Regions from separate parts of the Homo sapiens genome. Here region 1 is linked to region 2. Evidence: chromatin contacts called from ENCODE Hi-C or POLR2A ChIA-PET data. All regions are on one chromosome and are shown on one strand. The core of a region is the stretch at or near the end of the contact, and the rest is flanking DNA. Distances in the headings are between cores, read along the strand shown.

The links. Hi-C counts contacts between places; a loop is a spot of excess contacts on that map. ChIA-PET counts read pairs that join two places held with the same protein, here RNA polymerase II (POLR2A). Pooled maps may share reads with other maps.
Region 1: a loop to region 2 is called in a map of GM12878, with 10 times the contacts of the local background. The contact joins the promoter of HERC6 here to the promoter of AFF1-AS1 in region 2. A Hi-C loop is called at or near these places in 3 of 168 maps with a recorded cell type or tissue (GM12878 and naive thymus-derived CD4-positive, alpha-beta T cell), 1 of 37 single-sample maps with no recorded cell type and 12 of 50 pooled maps. POLR2A ChIA-PET finds 5 or more read pairs at or near these places in 1 of 52 experiments (HCT116).

Annotation. Positions count from the first base shown.
Region 1 is chr4:88,377,326-88,381,273 of GRCh38, forward strand. It overlaps HERC6 (HECT and RLD domain containing E3 ubiquitin protein ligase family member 6), which reads left to right and starts at 1,527. Exons shown (of 23, transcript NM_017912.4): 1 at 1,527-1,795. The coding sequence starts at 1,597. RefSeq lists a silencer at 1,750-1,939 and an enhancer at 1,950-2,279.
Region 2 is chr4:86,933,523-86,937,153 of GRCh38, forward strand. AFF1-AS1 (AFF1 antisense RNA 1) reads right to left here and starts at 1,328. Exons shown (of 3, transcript NR_038841.1): 1 at 965-1,328; 2 at 1-20. AFF1 (ALF transcription elongation factor 1) reads left to right here and starts at 1,489. Exons shown (of 21, transcript NM_001166693.3): 1 at 1,489-1,718. It also overlaps a transcript of C4orf36 not described here. RefSeq lists silencers at 1,194-1,943, 2,414-2,552 and enhancers at 1,865-2,406, 2,407-2,948, 2,804-2,923.

The DNA.
Region 1 (3,948 bases), core at 277-2,776, 1.4 Mb after region 2:
TCAGTCCTCTAGCCTCTGCTATACTGTCACCACATTCACCCCCTGGGTGTTCTCATTCAGCCATCTGGCTTTAAGCATCACCTCTACACTGATGGCTCCCAATTTTCTGACTACACCCAAGCTTCTCTCTACAACTCCAAAACAGTTTATCCTATTGCCTTCTTGATTAACAAGCATCTTACAGTTATCATTACCAATCTGTATTCCAGACACACATAGCTTAAACCTGCACCTTCCTCAGGGTTTCCCAGTCCAGTAGAGTTTACCTTGGAGTAACCCCTAAAGCCAACCCTGGAGTAATCCCTAATCCCTTTTCTTCTTTCCCCCCAATTTCTAATCCATCATCAAATCTGTGGACTCTTACTTTCAAAACATGTCTTGAATCTAATAACTTCTCCTCTCTTCCCTTCTAGGATATCACCTGACCTGAACTCTGAAGTAGTCTCTGCTAACTGGCTTTCTGCTTCCATTTTTGTCCTATTATTTTTCACACAGCAGCCAGATGAATCTTTAAAAACTGAAGTCAGATCATGGCTCTTCTCTATTCAAAACCTTCCAACTGCTTCTTTTCATCCTCTGCCCTCAGGTGTGATCACGACTCATTCCCTCATTTCCCATGTCCCCTCAGCTCTCTGCACAAATATCACTTCATCAGAGAGATCTTCCCTAATATCATCTCAAATACCAGTGCCTTCCGCCTCCACCCTCTGGTTCCTGTTGTATTTTTCGTTGCCCCTTGATATTACACTATGTGTTTATCTGTTTATGTTCTCTTTCCCTCAGGAGAATGTAAACGCATCAAGAGGATCTTGTCTTTCACTAATTGTATTTTCAGGCGGGGCCCAGAGGCTCACGCCTGTAATCCCTGCACTTTGGAAAGCTGAGGGGTGGATCACTTGAGGTCAGGAGTTCGAGACCAGCCTGGCCAACATGGTGAAACCCCATCTTTACTAAAAATACAAAAATTAAGTCGGGCGTCGTGGCGCATGCCTGTAATCCCACCTACTCGGGAGGCCGAGGCAAGAGAATCAGCTTGAACCCGTGAGGTGGAGGTTGCAGTGAGCCGAGATGGTGCCACTGCACTCCAGCCTGAGCAGCAGAGCGACACTCCATCTCAAACAAACAAACAAACAAACAAACAAAAAACAAACATATTTTCAATGCCAAAAAAGGTCTGGAATGAGGTGGGCACTCAGATGCTTTATTAACCACTCTAGGTATTATTCTAACACTTTATGTGCCTATTAAATTATCCCGACATATTAGATTTGCTGAATTGCAGTCCATATTTCGTAGATATGATAGCTGAAGCACGGAATCATTAGGTAACTTGCCCAAAGTGGCATTCACGACTCATAAATGGCTTAGGATGTAAACTCAGTTTTATTCCCTGGGACGCCCTCTCTGCTCTTCAGCACTTGAAGTTCAGGCAGCGAGAGTTGACATGGGGCCAGGGCTGCGCCCCTGGGGCGGGTTGAAGACAGGGTGAGTCTCTTGATATTCAGGAAATCATCGCGCACCCAGTCACCAGCGTTCGGGAGCCTGTCGCAGCGGGACCGACGGAATCCGGAGCAGGCGACAGGGCGCAGAAGCGGGATGTACTTCTGTTGGGGCGCCGACTCCAGGGAGCTGCAGCGCCGGAGGACGGCGGGCAGCCCCGGGGCTGAGCTACTGCAGGCGGCCAGCGGGGAGCGCCACTCTCTGCTGCTGCTGACCAACCACAGGGTCCTCTCGTGCGGAGACAACAGCAGGGGTCAGCTGGGCCGCAGGGGCGCGCAGCGCGGGGAGCTGCCAGGTGAGCGGGGGGCCCCAGGTGCAGGGTGTGAGGACCCCAGTACATGGGCGCGGGGGCTTGGGTACCGGGCGCAGGGAACCGGGTGCGGAGCGCTGGGACCCGGGTGAGGGGCGCGGGGGCCCAGGTGCAGGGAGCGGCTCAGATGCTGGGCGCCGCGGGCCAGGCAGGGAGGGGTGCTGGGAGCCTTGGATTCCTCGGGGCCCGAAGAGCCACAGGAACCAGGAAAATGGTGCCCTGTGCTACCGAAGAGCAACTTCCTCAGTTTCGTTTTCCCAACGCCCCTCGGATTTGTTTCGGTTTCCAATTCAAGTTCAAAGCGAAACTGAGAGCCGAAACTAACCTGGTCAGCGCTGCTCTGGAAAGAGATGTGGTCCCTCCGGCTTGCCTTGCAGATAAATCCTCGCCTGCGCGGTTCTACCTGGAGAAGGCAGCCTGACCTTACAAACGTGGTTTGTGGGTCAGACACCTGTATCTCCCTTAGAAATACACTGGGGCATTAAAAAATATATATATATAAAAATATATATATAAAATATATAAATATATATAATATATAAATATATACAAATATATAATATATAAATATATAATATATAAATATATATAATATATAAATATATAAATATATAACATATAAATATATATAATATATAAATATATATATAACATATAAATATATATAATATATAAATATATATATAACATATAAATATATATAATATATAAATATATATATAGCATATAAATATATATAATATATAAATATATATATAATATATAAATATATATAATATATAAATATATATAATATATAAATATATATATAATATATAAATATATATAATATATAAATATATATAATATATAAATATATATATAATATATAAATATATATAATATATAAATATATATAATATATAAATATATATATAATATATAAATATATATAATATATAAATATATATAATATATAAATATATATATAATATATAAATATATATAATATATAAATATATATAATATATAAATATATATAATATATAAATATATATATAATATATAAATATATATATAATATAAATATATATATAATATATAAATATATAATATATAAATATATATAATATATAAATATATAATATATAAATATATATAATATATAAATATATAATATATAAATATATATATAATATATAAATATATATATAATATATAAATATATATATAATATAAATATATATATAATATATAAATATATATATATAATATATAAATATATATATATAATATATAAATATATATATATACACATAATAGGCCGGACGCGGTGGCTTACGCCTGTGATCCCAGCACTTTGGGAGGCCGAGGCGGGCGGAGCACGAGGTCAGGAAATCGAGACCACCCTGGCCAATATGATGAAACCCCATCTCTACTAAAATACAAAAAATAAACTGGGCGTGGTGGCGGGCGCCTGTAGTCCCAGCTACTTGGGAGGCTGAGGCAGGGGAATCGCTTGAACCCGGGAGGCAGAGGTTGCAGTGAGCCGAAATCGCGACACTGCACTCCAGCCTGGCAACAGAGCAAGACTCTGTCTCAAAAAACATAATAATAATAAATATATATATTATATATGTGAGATAATACAATAATCGTTATGGATTATTGTAGAAATACGAGAAAGCAATCACCGTAGCTCCAACACCCAAAGATAACTCCTAACATTTTGATGCATTTTCTCCTTGTCTACTTTTTTCTATGTACATATTTAATCTTTATAAAAATCATGTCATTATAGATTTGTATATGCAGTATTTATGCAACTCTGTACATTGTGTTTTCATCAAGCATAATCTTATGAACATATTACCCTTTCATTTTGTATGTTTTGAAAATATGTTTTAAATTGCTGCATAACATTCTAAACTCTGAGAGTACCATAATTATTCTCTTTTTGTGGAAATTAGATTGTTTCCCACTAGGGGCTTTTATAAATAATACTGATTGATATTCTCGTAAGCAAATATTTGACTACATTTTTGATGACCTGCTGAGAATAGTTTCAAAAGGTGTGTGGAGGAGGAAAATTTTTCCTCTACCCTCTTAGGTTCAGCGGCTGGGTCCTGCAAACTTAACTGACAAAAGACAGATTGACA
Region 2 (3,631 bases), core at 78-2,577:
GAAGAGCCCTATAGGAGATACTATGGGATGACACAAAAAGAACACAAAAAAGGAAAACATTTTAGATAGAAGTGGTAAAAGTTTTCAGATTATAAAATATTACCATGCTAATATATATTTCACAATGAAATGTATTCATTATATAGCAAAAACGTTAAAATACTTGTTATTGATTAGAATAGAGATCAGTCTCTGTTAGAAACCTTTAAAAGGTGTACAAACACTTTGTAAGAGATGACTCCTGTCCCATCCTGCTCAGGGATGACCAGAACTTTCATCTTAGATAGATACACCACCAGGTTTCATCAGGGACACCTTAATTATTTTAGCTGTCTAGGTAAACCAATCTCCCGATGGGAGGATATGGAGTAGGGCGAAGAGTTATATTTTGGAAAACAATCCATGGGAAATTAAGTCAAGTAGCCAAAGGTTTAATTTGGAAATGCAAATATCCATCAATTAGGTTTTCAATTATGTGGACAATAAAAGAGTTGAGCAGAGCAGTAGAGACAAACAAAATTAAAAAGAGAAAAGGCAGAGAAGGCAGGGAGGGGCTTATTTTCACACATTATACCAATTTACATTACACATCATATTAAATTTAAGTAAGGCGCTTTTCTTCATCCAAATAATTTCACCCATTTTAAACCATAAAATACTGTCGGCGAAATCTCATCTGGGCCATTTGATGTAATCTTTCTGCGTCCCTTTCAGGAAGGAAGGTGCGACAACACAATGAAGACAGCCTGTTGCTTTCCTTGGTATGTTTACAGCAGGAATCGGGCAGCGACTTAACTAGACATAAGTTTCCCCTTCTTCCCATGGGTCTATTTGCCAAAGCCCCCTGCACCTATTAGAATTTTCTGAGGTTGGGCTGGTGGAGAGCAGAAACCCGGAGGCTAGATTCAGGAGACCTGGTTTCCCATGCCACTTAGTAGCCTGTGACATTGAGCACAATACTTACTTTTCGGCGCTTCCGTTTCATTATTTGGGAAATGGGAACAATATATCTGTTTTATAAGATTGTTGTGAAGATGAAACAGGCCTGTGTGTGAAAGGCCTTTTCTAAATTGTAAAGCGCTCCCCAGATGTTAGTTATTATCTCCTTTAAAGGGCACAGAATCTGTTTCAATATTATAGGAGGTTGCAAAAAGGCTCCTTGACACTTTTTGCTCAGAACTTGACCCTGAGCTTAATCTCGCCGTAAAGTGAAAGGGTTCTTGCGCCCCCACAGCAGCCCGGGGCAGGGTCACCCTCGCGACCGGGGCGGTCATTGCCGTATTCCGTCCTGAGCTGCCGCTCCCCCACGATCCTCCCACCAATCCCGGGAGGGCCGCGACGTCCCTTGCCGCTTGGGTGGCGCCAGCTAGAGGGCGCGGGCCGGGGCGGAACCCGGTACCGCAGCTCGGGAGGTGGGGGTGGGGGCGGGGCCTCGCGCGGAGGGCGTGGCCTCGGGGCGTCCCGGGCAGCCGGCGTGCTGAGCTTGCCAGCCAGCTAGCGAGCGACGGGCGCGCGCGGCCCCTGCGCACTCGGCCGCCGCCTGCGCGCGTTGCGGCCGCAGCTGCACCTTTGCCTCCGCGGTTCCGCAGCCGAGCCCCGGGAGGAGGCGCTCCCCTGCGTCGTCCGCACTTGCGCCCTTTCCCACCGCAACAGGTCAGGGGAGGGCGGAGGTGACGAGGGCGCCCGACCCGGGACTAGAGGACGGAAGGGTCTGGAAGGTGAGCGCAGCCCTGCGCCACCCAGGGCTGGGGGTCGATCCGCCCGGCCCCCGACGCCGCCGCCGCGGACTTCTCGGAAGCCGAGGCTCTCCCCGCCTCTCTGCCGGCTTCCCAGCACGCTGACTCAAGTCGCTGGCGTTCCCACTTTTCCGGTGGGAGCCCTCGGGGAGAACGGGCTAGGGCTCAGAGCTCTCACCGCCCTACTTGCGATCCCGCGGCAGGTAGCGCGTAGAAAAACAGGGGACGGGGACATGGGAAGAGACCCATGCTCCTCCCTCACGCGCAGCCCCCAAGTCAGACGTTTGCCTGTGCACCCCGCGTTTTGCGGAGAGCTGTCCCGTTGTTGGGACCTGCTACTTGAGTTGCGTAATGAGTCCCAGAAGTTTCTCGGGGGGAGGGGGCGGGGAAAAGTGGGGTTCTTCTCTCCTGCACCCCGGGACCCTTCCCTGTGCCTGTCGTGGAGAGAGATGAGGGCTTCCCGCCGCGTCTCGCTGAGAGCAGGAGGGAGGCGTGTGTCGGTGGTCCGTAGCCTCCGGGGAGGAGTTGGAGCCACCTTCTGAGACTTAACTTCAGGGACAGAGGGAGAGGCGTCTTTAGTATGGGACTGGTTAATTTCTCTTGATAATGCTTTTTTCCCTCGGGTGTCCCATCCTCTGTGGCCGTCGCAACCCCACCCTCCGACGGTGCGAGCGCCGGAGCCAGCGAATGAGAGGGGAGAGAAGGTGGAGAGTGTGAATCACACGTTACCTTAGTGTAATGGTAGTTGCATTAATGGAGCTGCGACGGGCCTGCGGGCGGTTCGATACCGTCCGGCTAGTTTTCTCTTCCCGGAGCTTCTCCACCACCAGCACCCGCAAATTGTTATGCAGATCATCCCGGGAAGGCACTTGGCTTTGGAGGTGGAGATGTGTCCGAATCTCCCTTGAACCAGTCTCTGTTAGGGGGAAAGGCCTTGCAGCCAAGTGATTTGTTTTAAGGGTGGAGCCGGAGATAATTTTAAACACCCTCCCCCTTGGTGCACGTTGCGGGGTGTGACTCACCACGGGGAAATCAGACTGATTTAAAACCTTCAGTGCAAACTTGTAAATTAAGGCGAAGACCCAGTGTTCCCTGGGACAGTTGCAAAGTGAGAAGAGCTCAGAAACTGAAGCACAGAAACGTTAGGTAGGAGTCTGAGAGGCGTGGAGAATTTTGCTTGTGCAAGATTATTTCAGAGCAAGGTCGTGCGGTGTGTGTAGAAGGTAGGTGGCCGTGGGTTACCTCTCTCAGACCTGCGTGGTGTTGGCCTCTGGGTGGGGATAAAAGTCACGAAAAAGACCTTTGGACCCAGAGTCTAGTTTTTTTTCTTTGGGGCCGAAGAATACCTAGGCATGGCCCTGTTTCAGTGTTTACTTCCTCTGTCTAATGTATTTCCTTAGCTCGCCTTTCATCTTTAGTGGGAAGGATTACTTGAGTGGATATTCCGGAAGTAGATTCACAGGAGAATGGAAAATTCTGGATGGTTTGCTTGCTTTAATTTCAAGGTGTTGTCTCTTGTGGATGTTGGGAAGTATTGTACTTGAATATTTGAAGATAAATATGGAGAAAAGCAGTGGTGAGAACTAAAGGAAAATGATCCAAGGGGAGATGAGAGAAAGCAACAAAATACATAAGTAGTACGTAAAACTAGAGAAACTCACTGGAATTAAGCCATTTTTATGGAGAGAAAGAACCAAGGAAATAATTTGGGATAGATTTGGTCACTTTGAGACAAATAGAGATTGAAGAGTGGGACTTTTGGGGAAAATGAGTTTAGATATTGGAGACTTTTCTTTTTTCAAATATAACTTACAAGGATGTTGAGGCTGGAGATGTGAGACTTGCAGGTATGTTGCTGTGAATTCTTTGCTTTTCACCTGCAAGAAAATGAACTG